Regions from separate parts of the Mus musculus genome. Here region 2 is linked to region 1. The links are chromatin loops, found by intact Hi-C in ENCODE. Cell type or tissue: heart. All regions are shown on one strand.

Evidence for each region. A loop is a pair of places that touch in the nucleus more often than their neighbours do. Peaks named below come from ENCODE experiments on the same cell type or tissue, not always from the same donor. Only the 100,000 strongest peaks of a DNase experiment are listed, where the experiment ranks them.
Region 2: a loop joins it to region 1, with 2.7 times the contacts of the local background. A loop is called at or near these places in 2 of 42 quality-filtered maps.

The regions. Positions count from the first base shown.
Region 1 is chr14:51,878,808-51,886,807 of GRCm38, reverse strand. Mettl17 (methyltransferase like 17) reads right to left here and starts at 1,966. Exons shown (of 14, transcript NM_001029990.1): 1 at 1,785-1,966; 2 at 1,504-1,657; 3 at 1,286-1,420. The coding sequence starts at 1,862. In heart, CTCF peaks have their summits at 1,825, 2,884 and 3,097 (motif pointing right); DNase peaks (open chromatin) are centred at 1,997 and 3,117; H3K4me3 peaks cover 2,483 bases; H3K27ac peaks cover 2,123 bases.
Region 2 is chr14:52,192,707-52,200,706 of GRCm38, reverse strand. It overlaps Supt16 (SPT16, facilitates chromatin remodeling subunit), which reads left to right and starts at 3,468. Exons shown (of 26, transcript NM_033618.3): 1 at 3,468-3,622. The coding sequence starts at 3,557. It overlaps Chd8 (chromodomain helicase DNA binding protein 8), which reads left to right. Exons shown (of 38, transcript NM_201637.3): 38 at 1,555-2,556. The coding sequence ends at 2,115. In heart, CTCF peaks have their summits at 3,150 and 4,865 (motif pointing right); a DNase peak (open chromatin) is centred at 3,386; H3K4me3 peaks cover 2,877 bases; H3K27ac peaks cover 2,142 bases.

The DNA of each region.
Region 1 (8,000 bases):
AGAAAATGCTCAAAGTCCGAGAAAGGTCAAAACTTCAGGGAAGAGGGATAAGACTGATGACCGCCACCATCACCAGAGTATCAAAGACTTTCCAACACTATCTTGTCTGTATATTATCTACCTAATAGTATCTAGACTATTAGAATAGTAGTTTAGTCAACTTAACCCATCCAAGTTTTGCGTCATAGTGAGCAGAAGCCTGATAAAAATGATTTTTTTTTTTTAAATATTTACTTCTTGTGTGCATATAGGTCCGAGTCAGTTCTCACCTTCACCCATTTGGTAGAAGGTCATCAGGTTTGGTGGTGAGTGCTTTTTTACTCTGTACCATCTCTCCTGTCCATGTGATAAAAATAAAAGCCAGGATAAGGGCACTTTTATAGACTTTTTCACTCTCTGACACTTAGGAGTGAGACATCTTCAATATTACCATAGAAAGGGGCTTGAAAATCCAAGTCTCCGGACTGTGTGGAGCTCTGTACCACTGGGCAAATTTCTACAAACACCTACAGTAGTGGCTTGAATGACAATGGCCCCATTTGCTCCCCAATGGCTCATCCGCTGGAATGCTTGGTCACCAGGGAGTAGCACTACGTGAAAGGATTAGGAGGTGGGCTTTGAGGTTTCAAAAGGCCATGAGAAGCCCAGAGTCTCGCTCTGTTCCTGCAGTTCCCGATGCAGATGCAGAACTCTCAGCTATTTCTTCAGCACCATGCCTGCCTGCATGCTGTCATGCTGACAACCGACTAAACCTCTGAAACTGTAAGCCAGCCCCAGTTAAAAGCTCTCTTTTCTAAGAGTTGCCGTGATTATGGTATCTCTTCAACAATAGAACACTAAGACACTACCCTGAACCAGGTACTGTGGGACGTGCAGGGAATACAAGAATAAAAGGCAAATTTACAATATGAAGTCCATAGTCTTAAAAATAATCTGAAATGTAATAATTTTCTATCCGAGGTGGGGTTTCGTGTTTACTGAACTGCCTGCCATATGGCCTTTACTTACCTGAATCAAAATATAGTCATAATCTCTTTGACTTGCAGCGGTGGAGGGGAAATTTTTTATAAAAAAACCCGAAAGACCAAAACTTCTGACCTTTACCCAATCTCCAAGGGCAACCTCTGGCCCAACCTACCTTCTTAGCAGGGCATCATCTAGTAGGGCTGTTACTACAGCATCAAATGAGAAACAGCAGTATTTATCTGAGAGATTTAAATTATTCTTTGATCCTAATTTCTCGTTGACATTTTAATCTGGTTTGCCTTTTAGTTTTAAGCCCTACCTTGTTTTTCCAGGAATTTTTTCTCAAGATACGCAGCCCGTCTTTGCAACTCCTCCGGCTCTACAGGTAAATGTCGGCTCCAGAGATAGTTGGTGAGTGCTTGCACCTGCTTCTCTACACTGCGCATGGGTCTCTCTGTGGTCACAGATGGAAAGGGTCATCGCTGCGTGCTGGCCTCGTTTGGTTTTATCTGGCTTCCCCTTCCCGCAGTTTCTCACCAAAAAGCATTAACTGTGCGGCGTCAGCCAGTGCTTGCGGCAGCTGGACGTGCGGAAGATGCAGGATGCCGGGATGCTTTCGATGGGGCTTCTTCCCCAGGAAATCCGACCCGTTGTCTACCTGGGACACACCGGGCACAAGGGCGGCGTATGCCTGCAGACAGCGAAAGAAACAGAATGGTTGCAGGTGCTTGCTGCCCGAGGCATCGCCGAGGTCGCTCCTCCTCCGAGAGATGTCTCTGGAAACCCAGTTCTCCGCCAGCAGAGGAAGATGCACTTACTCGGGACTGGGGTCCTCGAAGGCTGCGGCAGGATCTGCAGAACAGCAGCAGAAATCTCGGTGTCCTGGCGGTGGCCATGGCTTCAGGACACACCGGAAACGGAAGTACACATGCCTGTAACCCTCAGCCCAAGCAGCTAAGAGCATCTTCCGTGGAACTTCGACCCGGACGGTATCAACTAATGAGAAGAGGGAGTATTTGCTAACAGCCAATAAGCGACCTTATGTACCTTATGTACGTCTCTGCGAAGAAGGCCGTTCGTGGGAGGGGCTTAGCCTTCAGAAGGGGCGTGGTCTCAATGCTGAGCGTGGCTGCGGGCGAGACCAACCCGGCTTGGGCGTGTTTTGTGATGGGGAGGGATCAGTCTCACGGGTTAGGGGGGGCTAGTGGGGTAGGAGGGAGAGGGGTTGGGGGAGTAGGGAGATGGGGGCGGCGTGGAGGGGGAAGCAGTCTCACTGGGGTGGGGAGATAGAAGGGGACGTGGGGGGGTGGTAGGGAGTGGGACTTGGGAGGACAGAGGCGGGGGCAGGGCTGGGCGGGGGTGGGGGCAGGAGTGGGGCTGAGAGTGGGGTAGGCAGGTGAAAAGGAAAGTGTGGACTTTCTTTGTTTTCATTTGGTGCTGTAGAATTCTGAACCGTGGCTAGTTTCCCTTTGTGAGACGGGACAAGACCATAACAAAAATCAGATTTAGGCAGTCAACGATGAGCGCTAATAACTATTACAGTTTGCAAATTAATAAATATAAAAATTAGCTTACTTTTTTTTCACATTTGTTGTCTGCGAGTTTGCTCCAGGTTTTCTATCAAGAGCTTCCCACGTAGCACACCGAATTCCCGCCATCTTATTTCCACAAACATCTGTTGCTAACTTAATTTTTCACGTGGTTAATTTACCCAAGTTCATGAACTTAATAGGTGATAGCTGAATTAAGTGCTAGGGAGTCGAAAGTCAGAGTTACATTTTTAAACAATGCACCGTACTGGGTATTGTTGGTCCTTGAAATGCAAATGGAGAATTTTAAGCTAAATGTTCGAAGGGTTAATCAGTGTGTGTGTGGGGAAACAACAACAACAACAACAAAACCCCCCAAAACCTGGGGCTGGAGAGATGGCTCAGCGGTTAAGAGCACTGATTGCTCTTCTAGAGGTTCTGAGTTTAAATCCTAGCAATCACATGGTGGCTCACAACCATCTGTAAGGGGATTTGATGCCCTCTTCTGGCCTGTGGATGTATATGCAGCAGAGCACTCATACATCTTTAAAAAAAAAAAAAAAAAAGACTCATGGACCTGTAAATTCTTGGGTCCCGGCAGCAGTACTTTACCCAGCTGTGGTTTCCTCTTTAGCCTCTTGGGGGCAGAAGTTAGCTGACAGGACGAAGAGTACTCTATAGTCTTCAGTCCAATTAGAAAAGTTACAGGACCATATATGGGTATCTGTGTGAGCTGGATTCTTAGATGCTTGGTTTGTCTTATGTGGGTAGTAGAGGTTTGATTTTATCCAATGACTCTCTGGAGACTCGAGGGAGTGTGTATGTACGACAGCTGTGGAAAAGGTGTTACCTACTGCAGTCTTTTGAAAGTTTGCTTCGCCCTCCCCCCTTCCTCCCCCTCCCCTCCCACTCCCGCGCGCGCGCGCACAGACACAGACACACACACACACACACACACACACACACACACACACACACACACACACACACACACACACACACACACACACATAGAGCCCTGGTTGGCTGGCCTGGAACTCAATATGTAGATCCACCAACCTCTGTCACTCAAGTGGTTAGTTTGAAGGCCTGTGCCACCAATGCCCAGCCTATACTTTGCAGTTGTTATACTTTATTATTATTTTTCATGTTAAATTACTGGCTTGTGCTGAAACAATAAAATATCTCTGCCACTTACAGATCTGCCCTGATAGATTGATTGGGTTGATGTTGTTGTTGTTTTTGTGGGCAGGTGTCAGAGTATAGGATATGTATAACCTTCTAGGGTCTGGCATTTGGTGGTCAGTTGATTCTGGAGCAGTGACAGTTGATGCCTTTAAAGCCTTGTTATAATGATTAAATGTGATAATGTCTGGATCAAAGTAAACCGACAAACTTATGTTACTATTTTTATATGTACTTTGGCAATTCGAAGAGACATGACTTTATATTTAAATTGTTATACTTCATCCATATCATTTAAAAAAAGCCAGACATGAAAGAACAACAGTTTGGATGCCACATGAGACTGAACGCTGAGGAATGGGACGAAATCAGAGACTTGATGGTGTCTGTGAAGGACATTCCTTTGTTCCCTGTCAAACTGATAATAGAGACGTGCCTTCCTTTTTTCCTGCTAATGGCCTAATAGACATCCTTCCTTTTCATTGGGAATGTAACATCTCAAGAGCTGACGGTGGTGGTTTGAATGAGACGGAGCCTCACAGGTGGTTTGAATTCCTTGATCCCAGTTGGTGGAACTTTGGGAAGGATTGGGAGGTGTGGCTTTGTTGTAAGAAGTGTGTCACTAGGGGTGGGCTTTGAGGTTTCAGAACTCTGGACTCATTCTCACTGTGCTTCCTGCCTTCTGCTTGCAGTTCCAGATGTGAGCTCTCAGCTGTTCCTGATACACTGCTGCTCCAAAAGCATTGCCTCTAATCATTTGGAATCACTGGCCCCCAATTAAACATTTTCTCTTATAAATTGCTAGTCATGGCGATTTACCACAGCAACAGAACAGTAACTAATACACTGATTTAGACCTATTTTTTTTTTTTTGAGACAGAATTTTACAACGTATCCCATGTTGGCTTTCAACTCACAGTCATGCCTCTGTCTCTGGGGTTCTGGGGTTCTAGGCAATGCTGCCGTGGTCTATTTTGTTTTTGATTGTTTTGAGACTTTACTATGTGATGCTGTAGATGTTTAAAAATCTCAAATTGGAGATTTTGGTCATTTAGTTCCCAGATAAAAGACGCTCAACCTTTATATTTATTATAAATTAATAAGCCTTAATCAGCACGAGAGCTGGGCAGACATCTACTCTCTCTGCTAGAATCTACTTCCCCATCAATAACCCGAATTATAACTTGTCATGTTTCATCTGGGCAGCTCTTAGTTCCAACTGGCCAGCCCTCATGGCTATGTTTTCATGATTCACCAACCTCATTGCATTTTCTCCTCTTAGACCCTCTTGGTTCTCTTCCATCCCCAAGCTTGGGAACCAAAAGCCCTATCTCTCTTCTGTCCAGCTAATAGGCTGTTGGCATCTTTATTTAACCAATAGTTTTAAATTAAAGAGCAAGGTCACATTTTATGTGTGGATCGTCTTGTCCCTGGGGGCAACCAGGTCTTGGATGCCAGTATTCAGCGTTACAATACGTAGCAAAAGACCAAACCTCAACAATGTAGGTCTGGCTGGTCTGGAACTTGGTATGTAGACCAGGCTGGCCTCGAACTTACAGAGATCCATGTGCCTCTGGCTCTCACGTACTAGAGTTAAGGGTATGAGCTCTCATGCCTGGTATTGTCACTCTGTTCTTAGTTCCAAGTTTTGTTTAGCATAACTAAATACAATGAAACCCTGCATTGTCCTCCTCCTTCTCATGCATCAGGATGTCCATCAGACATAGGCTTTCCAGATTGCACTGGACAGTTAGTATTGACATGCTGGAGACTGATCACTTTCTGCTCTTGTGCTCAGCGTGGGTGGAGCGATAGATACATTGCTCAGCAGGCCCAAGTGCCTACTGTTCGTCACCAGGATCTCCAGAGGGCAGCTTACAACAACCATTGATAACTCCAGCTTCAGGGGCAGGGGTGGGGGTGGGCAGTGCTTTCTTATATGCTCTGAAAGCACCTACATGCATGTCCCATATTCACCTATGGACACACACCCAGAGTTAAAAAAATATTGAAAAACATCTTGGCCAGATAGATAAGATAAAAATCTAGATCTAACCTACCTGATTAGGTTGCCTCCCCCACCCAGCCCTTAAAAAAACAAAACCAAACCAGCATGAATAAGCTCATTTCATATCCAGTCTGTGAAGTCTGCCATGCTAAGAATTGTTTCTACATTTAAACCAAACACGAGTGTGGAAAAACTAGATAGTATTGAATAACACCAGTAAGTATTTTTTCAAAAAGCATAACAATCTTATAATGCCAGCAGTTTGGAGACTGAGGCAGGAAACTAAGTTTGAGACTACTTCAGGTTACATAGTGAGACTATGTCTTAAAAACCCAGCGTACCTGGGAATGTAACCACTGGGAGAGTGTTTGTCCAGCCTGCATGAAGGCCGGGGTTTGATTCCTAGCACCTGCATCTCTCACTTGGGAGGCAGAAGTAGAAGGATCAGAAGTTCCAAGGTCTTAGTTTCTTTTCCTGTTCTTCTGAGATATTCTGACAAAGCAACTGTAGCAAGAAAAGATTTCCTTTAGCTTGCAGCTCTTTTTGTTTGTTTGTTTGTTTGTTTTGGTGACAGGCTCTCTTTATGTAGCTCTGGATATCATGTAACTTACAGAGGTCTGAATGCTTCTGCCTCCCGAGTTCCAAGTGCTGGAATGACAGGCACTTTTGGTTGTGAACCTAACCTTTTATGGCCCAGCCATCTCTCTCTAGCCCTAAAGGCAACTTTTTTTTTCTTTTTTAGATTTATTTATTATTATAAATAAGTACACTGTAGCTGACTTCAGATGCACCAGAAGAGGGCGTCAGATCTCATTAAGGGTGGTTGTGAGCCACCATGTGGTTACTGGAATTTGAACTCAGGACCTTCGGAAGAAGCAGTCGGTGCTCTTAACCACTGAGCCATCTCTCCAGCCCCCTAAAGGCAACTTAATGACTGAGTTTTCATATTAAGAAAATGGAACCTGCTGTGTAGAGCATGACTACCCAGGTGCTATAGCAGATATAGATTATGTACTGCCTAGTGTAGGTTTTTTCTTTTTTTCTTTTTTCCAACTTGACAGAACGTGACACAAACCATGATCACTTTATAAGAGGGAACCTCAGCTGAAAAAAAAAATGCCTCTTGTAGAGCGCCAAGGCTGGGGGAGTATTTCTTGATTAATAAGGGATGTACAAGAGTCCAGCCCACTGCAGTTGGTGCCACCCTTAAGCAGGTTGTCTATAGCTCTGCTTCACTTCCCACATTCAGGTTGCTACCTTGACCTCCCTCTAGGATGGACTGCCGTCTTTGAGGTAAAATAAACCCTCTGCTCCCCACGTTGCTTTTGGTTTTCATCACAGCAATGGAAATCCAGGCTAAGACATTGCTTCTCTGCAGAACACTGATATGGCTCTACCAAGGTTGCGGGGAAACCCTTCTTGTAACTACAGGTTTGGATGTGAGATATTTTGCTTAAAGCAAAAGACTGGTATTCAGTTCTGAGCACTCCCATAAGACAGCTTACAACTGCTCGTAACTCCATGCCCGGGGTCCAATGTCTCTCACCTCTCTGGGCATCTGTACTTGTACGTACACATTGCCTTCTCCCACATAATTAAAATAAAACACATCTTTAAAAAAAGAAAAGGAAATCTGGTTGTAGCCTTCACAAGTTGTTGGGAAATAATTACTGTGTTATTAAGACAAAGTGTACAGAAAAGAGAAACGACTCAGCTTTACTGGAGAGGTAATGCAGGTTAAACATGAGTGCGCAGGGACCTTGCTCCTCACTGCGAGCAGGGGTGAACTTCTCGTGAAGCCAAGGGGATGGCCATGCTCCTTTGATCCACTGGTTCCAGTTTTGTGTGGTCTACATCCTTCTTTGTGGTTGACCTGGCAGGTATGAGTTGCATCCCTTTGCCTGCTCGGCATCATGAAGGACCTCTGCTCTCTCTGAGACCCTGCAGCAGAGATGGCTGCCCAAATAGGAAACACTGGCGGGCACCTGAAGCCCAAAGCACAAGATAAAGTTCCTTCATTTTCTGTGGCCTTTCTTTCTGACGAGGCAGCCCCTGGTGAGGCAGCGATGCCTTTTGGAAGGGCTGTGGACATGGCTGATAGGGTGCGGATTACAAATTCTAACAGAACAATTTTTATAGAGGGTTTTAAAAAAGTTGTGGAAAAGGAAGGGCAGTTTTCCCACACCAAAGGATAATATGTGGTTTGTTTTTATGTTTAAATGTCCCCTGAAAATGTAAAAAAGTGAAGAATGATAAAATTGTCCTATTGCCCCAAGGCTTTCAGGTTAAGAGGAATATGTTAAAAAAAAGTA
Region 2 (8,000 bases), 310 kb before region 1:
CAGTCTGTTCAATCCCCAGAGCACAGATAATAGTGAAAAGAGAGAACCAACTCCACAGTTTTTTTATTTTATGTCCATTGGTTATCTGCCTGCACTTATATCTGTATGAAGGTGTCAGAAGTTCTGGAACTGGATTACACACAGCTCTGAGCTGCCATGAGGGTACTGGGAATTCAACCCAGGTTCTCTGGAAAAGTAGCCAGTGCTCTTAATTGCTGAGCCACCCCCGTTCCCATTTTAAAAAAAGAAAAAGAAAATAAAAAGATATTACTGTATTGTCCAGGCTAGCTCCAGACTTATAGGCTGCAGTGATTTTCCTATGTTTCCTCAAAGGCTGGGACTGTAGACATATGCCTCATTGGCCAGATACAATTCTTAGCTATTCGTGTAAAACTGGTGGCAGGGATTCTAGGGCTACATTACTACTAAGGCCTGCAAGCATCTAGGCATTGTAATCTTGTTTTGAAGGTCTATGCCATAAAGTGTTAAATATTTGCTTTTCCAAGTCAAAAAGGTATGTTCCATGTCAGGTGTGGATTTTAGGTCTTGGTGTATCCAGAGATGTACATACCAATTGTTTGTGCTTGGTGTTTAGTTCATCCTATTGGAGTTTGGGCCACAAAGCAAAGGTCCTAGCGTAGTAGTTTCCAGTCTTATTAAATGTAATAAAAAGAGGAAAAACATTTTAAATTCAGTAAATATGTGATTTATTTTATTGTAGAGGTTTGTGTGTTTTGTCTCTCCTTTTGGTTTTGAGACAGAATCTCATTCAATAACTGAATCTGGCTTAGAAATAACTATATTGGTGGCAATGATGGCACACAACTTTAATCCCAACACTCAGGGGGGGGCATTGGTAGGTGTATCTTGGTGACTTTGAGGTCAGCCTGCTCTACATAGTGAGTTCCAGGACAGCCAGGGCTACCTGTCTTGAAAAAAACAAAACAAAAAGGAAAAAAGAAAGAAGTATATTCTAGGTTATCCTTGAACTCTTGGCAACTCCGCCTTGCCCTCCAAAGGCTCAGAGCATGAACCACCACACCCAAAAGATAATGTTTATCAATGTGGAACATTTTTATTAAATTTGGTGAGAACTTTCCCATAATCTTCTTGGATATCCTAAGCTGATCTTGCTCAGCTATTATCGTGTAATAACAGAGGATAAATTTAAATAAATGTCTGTGTAGTTGTGCCGCACTTCACATAAGATCATGCCAACAAACTGTTCTCGGGCTACAATTAAGTCAGTTTTTCTGTACATGTACTGATTCATTCACTGTTTTACTCAGACCCCTTACTAGCAAAGGAAAAGGCATTTGTAAAAAGGTTGCAGAAAAGTATGAAGCAGGGGGAAAAACCTTACCGTTCACATGGCTATCAATATCAAATTCTTGATCTCACCCTCAGTAACACCTCCATTAACACTAATCAAGCCAAATCAGGCAAGCATTTCTAAGCTAGGACATATGTGGTTTCTGAGTCAAGTCCTATCTGTCCCCTTCCCCCACTCCCCCAACCTCCATCTTTTTACTGTCTTTTGTTCCTACCTCACAGGGTCACTATGCTGAAACTGCGTTCAACCGGGTTTTGCCAGGGCCTGTTGCACCAGAGAACAGCAAGAAACGGGTCCGTAGGACAAGACCAGACCTTTCTAAGATGATGGCCCTGATGCAGGGTGGAAGCACTGGGTCCCTGTCTCTGCATAACACCTTTCAACACAGCAGTAGTAACCTACAGTCTGTGTCGTCTCTGGGTCACAGCAGTACCACTTCTGCATCTCTGCCTTTTATGCCGTTTGTGATGGGTGCAGCAGCACCCCCTCATGTAGACTCCAGCACCATGCTTCATCATCACCACCACCATCCCCACCCCCACCATCACCACCATCACCATCCAGGCTTGAGAACCACTGGCTACCCTTCTTCACCAGCTACTACCACCTCTGGTACTGCCTTGCGGTTACCAACACTGCAACCTGAGGACGATGATGAAGAGGAGGATGAAGAAGATGATGATTTATCTCAGGGCTATGACAGCTCAGAACGGGACTTCTCACTCATTGATGACCCTATGATGCCAGCCAACTCAGACTCCAGTGAAGATGCTGACGACTGAAGCCCCATATAGACCCGTGATGGGTGGCTGCTGGAATCCCTTACTCTGGCCCTTGGACTTTGGAAATGTGGGAGGGGCAGGGAACAATATGGGGAAACCCAAGACTTCAGGAGGTGAAAAGAAAAAGAAAAAAACAAAAAACAAAAAAAAACAAAAAACTTGTACCCAATTGCTCCCAATTTTGAGAGGATTGGGTGGGCAGGGGAACTCCTAAAAAAAAAAAATAATAAATGACCACTTCCTCGTTTCTGGGGAAGCAAAGGAGCTTAGAGCAGCTGGTGTGCTCACCCCTCCCCAGACGCCTCCATTAACCACAGACTATGTAGCGCTGGCCCTAGCCTCTGGCAGAGCCTGTTCCTGGCCAAACTGTGGCTACAGCTGGAGGGTCAGGAACTGTTACCTTCCTTCCCCTTGGCATTAATAAATTTAAGTTAATCCTTTTCCATTCTTCCTATGTTCTGTTTCCTTAAACACAATATAAGTACTGTTTTTTGCTGCGTAATTTAAACACCATTCTCCTACAGTTCAATACTGTTGCAACTAATAGAAAAGCCATTTGTAGTCCTCAATAGGCATATATAATGGCGGGTTATCCCGTTTGTTAAAGCCAAGGAAATGATACAAGATAAAGAGGTAAAATATTTTGAATTGTACTTCACATTCTTAAACGAGGATTAATTTCAAGAGCCATATTTTTTTTTTCAATTAGTCAGGATAACTATTCTTGGGGAAAGCCAGAGAATAATGTGGCTTTTCATGAAATACAGCAAAAGTACACGCTGACAAAAAGGGTGCCTTCACAACTTGGGTCTTCGCGAGGCTGGAAAGAACTACAAAGTTTAGGAGCCACTCCGAGCCATTTGTTTCCTTCCACCCTACCGGCCCATCTCTTAAAGGAAAACAGAACCTTTCCTTCCTACTCTGCTGCCCACCGCGCAGCTTATTCGCGAAGGTGGGCTCCGTCCCTCTGGGGTGCAGTGTTTGGTTGAGAGTGCCTTCCCCGGGGCGGTCACTGGCCTGCCCTGGGGCAGAGGACTCACTCCTGCGCCTGGCTGCACGCGGGTCCCGCTCTTTCTGCTCCCCTCCCTCTGCCCGCCGCCCAGAGCGCCCGGAGCTCGGAAAGTGGGCGGGTCACGTGACGGGAGCCTCTGGCGCCGGAGAGAGCTTCCAGAGCCCGCGAGCCCGCGCTGCACCTCGGTCTGTTGACTTCACTTTTGCGTCCTCGGTTGCCCTTCCTCCCGCCACCCTACGGAACGAGCGGTGGGTTTGGTTTTTTCGCTTTTTAAATCTTCGACGCTCTAGGGACCCGGAAGCGGAAGGGGATACCGGGCGGTCGGTACTTCCGGGTCACAGAGAGTGCGGGATTCCGGGCCGAGCGCGGGTGGCGGAGCTGGGACCTCGCGTGATTCTCGGAGCCCGACGGGAAGCGGCGTCCAGGGCAATGGCTGTGACTCTGGACAAAGACGCGTACTACCGGCGAGTGAAGAGATTGTACAGTAACTGGCGGGTAAGGAGCCCCGCGCCCCCGGGAGCCCCACATCCCATAATAGCCTGCTTCCCGGCGCCCTTTTCCCCCTCAGCCAGAAACCTCCGGCTCCGCCGCGCTCCCGCCTGCCCCGGCAGCGTCCGGCTCGCCGCGCCGTGCTGCGCCTGCGGGGTCCGCACGCGCCTGGCCCGCCCCGCGGCCACAGCGGCCCGCCCAGGTCCCGCCACAATTACCGTTTGCGGGAAAGGGGCGCGAAAGCTGTGCCCGGAGCTCTTGGCGCTCCCCGCTCCCCGGCCTCTGCTGGAGTTGAGAAATGCTGCTCCCGCGCCCCGCTGCTTCTCCTTAGGCCCTGCGTGGGTCACAGACCCAGCGCTGGGAACCTGCGGGCTCTCCTAAGAATTAATTGATGGGACGCCTCAAAGCCGGTTTCCCATGTCGGCAGCATACCGGGGGCACGTGTTGAGGAAAACGCTGTGGAAGTTCCAGGGCTTCTCCAAAGATTGGGCAGTTTCCCTGTTTTATAATCATAATTTCAAACTTACTTTTTTGCTAGTTAACTTGTTAACTTCACAAGTGTTTGATTGATTTCATACTGTCTGAACGGTCTATCGTCTGGGCTCTGAACCTTGTGAGTGAGGGGAAATAGAACTGATAAAAAAGAAAGCCGAAAATGCTCTGAAAAAATACCAACTCCGGTTTCAGCTTTGTAAACTATCTTATACTGATTGGTCCTCTCCATTCTTGGCTCCTGCATGTAATCCCATGATTTCTGAGGCTGAGGCAGGAAAATGACTAGTTTCAAGCCTGCCTGTGCTTCATAGTGAGACTGTATCAATCGGCTCGTCATTTAGTAAATAAAATTGAACCTTTACTGAAGTCGGTTGTTTTTCCTGCCTCATCAGAAAAAAGCCTATGTATCTTTTAAGCAAGATGCATTGCGTGCTGAAAATAATATAGGGTTTTTCACTTTATTGGCTAATTTTTTTTAGATGACTTAGTGGTCTCTATCACAAAATTATATTGTTTGGTCCTGAGGATTGGCCCTACCACCACCTCTGTGTTTTACCATTAAGCTATATCCCTATCCAGGGAATATTTACTGTCACTGTGTTATGATGTATGCAATGATGATAATCAAAAGCCCCCGTTTCTACAGCCAGCCCTGAAATAATAAACTTTTAAAGCTTTTTTTTTTTTTTAATATTTATGGGTATTTTGCATTCATGTATGTTTGTGTATACCCTGCATGCATTGCCTGCGAAGGCCAGAAGAGGGCGTGGGATACCCTAGAACTGAAATTACAGAAGGTATTTAGTTGCTGTTTAGGTCCATGTGAAACCTGGTCTTCTGGAAGGGCAACCAGTGATTTTAACTACTGGGCATTTTTCTAGCCCCTTAAAAACATATTGGTGTTTTCTCTATTTCCAGAGTTCATCAAGCTATTTTTAAGGCTGTTACAGTAACATAGCTTTTAATTATAATTTTCATAACTTAACACAGCATGCTTTTGAGTAGAAAGGCTTGATACATTAAACTTTCATCTGAATGTCATCCTTTGGTATTGGGATCTTGGTGAAATATTTGCATCCAATGTATGTACATGTTGTGCTATGTAAGTCATCACAATACCTACTCCAATGTCATTGATGTGTGAGTATGAGTGCCACTGCTTATGTATAGAGATCAGAAGGCATCTTTGTAGAGTCATTTGTCTTCAAGTTATATATCTTTATTTGGGATCAGGAGATCGAAATAGCAAGCACCTTTATCTGCTGAGCCATCTCACCAATCTGTTTTCCATCATTCCTGAAACATTGAGTCTAATCCAGTCCTACCTTTTCTATTTTCAACATCAGAGCTGCTAAGAGTAAAATAGGTTTTCATTGCCTGTCTTGTTTCTGCTTTGGGAAATCCTAGGTGGTAGTGATAGATTATGAAAGTGGGTTACAGGATCGTCCTGTGGGTTTTCTATTTATGGGGTAGATTTCCAGCCTATTCATCATTGTGATTTTAATCATTAAATCAATTTATTCTGCTTACTGGGGGTTGAACAAAAATCTTTCCTAAATTTTTGGCTGTTTTAAGGAGTAAGGGGTACAGAGTTTTGGTATCTCTACTAATAATTTAAGAATTATTTTAGAACTGGGCATGTCTCAAAAAAACCAAAAAAAAAAATTATTATTTTACTAGACCTTTCTATGAACAGACCTCAGATTCCTTCATCTGCTTTTTGTCTTGAAGAATTACATGAAGTGCCAGAATTGCAGCTGTTTTCAAAAGAAATACTAACCCAATGCATTTGTTCATGTGGTTATTTGCCAGCTGTTAAGCTTGAGGTAGTGGGTAGCTGTGACCCTTCCCCCAAAAAAAGAGTCCATTGCAGTGAGAATGGGTAAGCTGTAGTATCAGATCTTTTGTGCTGCTTCCTACCATTTGCTGAGATTTGATTATGGCTGTCTTTTCTTTTTCAGAATTTTCTGAGAGTAGGCAGATATTTTCATAGTTTCAGATTTTTTTTAAAAACTTAGTTCCTGCATTACTTACTTTAAGCAAAGCAGTAAGTTACTTTGATTTATCTCCATGTGTCTCTGTTTTCTGTTAGAGTTTCTGGCCTTAAACTCTCAGAGGTCCGCCTCCCAGAGTGCTGGGATTAAAACACCGCTCCTGGCACCACAACAGGTTTCTCTTTGGTCTTTTATTCTAAAATTCTGACATTCTGTTTTATTTGTTTACTTTCTTTTACTCCTTTTCCATAGTGTTTCCTCAGCCAGGTTGCTCTGTGGGCCTGTTGAATCATGGGATGTTTCAATGCTGGATTGCCTCTATTCTTTAGCTCCTGATTTTGTTGTTTTGATTTTTATGTGAATAAGTGGCTTGCACGCATGCATATTTATCTTTTCATGTGCCAACTTCATGCAGGCAGTGTTGTGTCCATGGTGGCCAGAGAGAGGCATCCGCTGCTCTGGAACTGGAGATCATGCTGTTGTGAGCCACCATGAGGTTGCTAGGAACCAGACCTGGGGCCTCTTCAAAGCAGGAAGTGTGCTTGGAGGAGAGGGGGAGTAAAGGCTTACAGTGTTTTTTTTGTTTTTTGTTTTTTTAAATGTTTCATAATAATTTTTTTAAAGATTTATTTATTATTTTATGTAAATACACTGTAGCTGTCTTCACACACTCCAGAAGAGGGAGTCAGATCTCGTTACGGATGGTTGTGAGCCACCATGTGGTTGCTGGGATTTGAACTCTGGACCTTCGGAAGAACAGTCGGGTGCTCTTACCCACTGAGCCATCTCACCAGCCCCAAGGCTTACAGTTTTATTGTGGTCTCATTGATAAGTCAGTTAAAAATAAGTAAAAGCTTATTTGTTATTTTATCATTACAAAATAGGCTTAGAGCTGGATCACGTGGCCCTTTTTCTCTTCTTGTCTCTGCTCTCATCCCTTACTAGTGGCATTCCCTGAGGCCTGCATCTGGGCTCTGCACACTGAGGTCTCAGCAGTCTTTAGAGTTTTCACCTTTTTGTGGAAAATAGGCTTAGTCTGTACACCATAGACACTCCATTTCCTGCTATAACACCGCATTCTCTGGCCATACAAAGAATCATTGCCCTTGCACTGTGTCACCTTGTGGGGCAAGTGCTTACTACTTCTTGTAGAAAGTCTCTGCAGGTCTTAGAAACAATTCACAGAAAGTTTTGGCACAGAAAGTGTGACAACCATTAAAATGTCCTCCAGCCCCTGTCCTCTTCTTTTTGTTTTGAGAACAGTTTATCCAGAAGTTTTAAAAGTAGGGTAGGTAGGAAGTAAATTTCATAAGTCATATTTTCATGTGTTATTTTTATATCTTAAATGTGTTATTTTATGATAGGTAGATTTCTACCACTCTAATAAAATCTGAGATATACTAAGGAAAAGCTCACTTTTGGGTTCGTGTTCTCAGAAGTTTGAATTCGTTGCACTTGGTCCCAGCAAAGCCAAAATACATGACCAAAGAGGCCTCTCATCTCATGGCATCCACAAAATGAGAAGGGATCAAGGTTAAAATATTCCCTTCAGGGGTATATCTTACCTCACTTGCTTCGACTAGACCAACCTTCCAAAGAGTCATGGGAGGAAGGGGGAGGTCAAGTTTTTGGCACAGGGACTTTTTTGAGATTTTATTTTAATTTCTGTGTGAGTGCATGTATATTCTGTGACGCTTGCATGCCTGGTGCCCACAAAGGTCAGAAGAGAGGGTCAGATCTTCTGAAACTGGAGTACAGATGGTTATGAACCATCAGATGGCTGTTACAGTTGGACTGCATTCTCTGGATGAACAGTCATTGCTCTTATATGCTAAGCCATCTCTTCAGCCCACTTTGAATTAAAGAATTCAGTGGACCAATAAAATGCCTCGGTA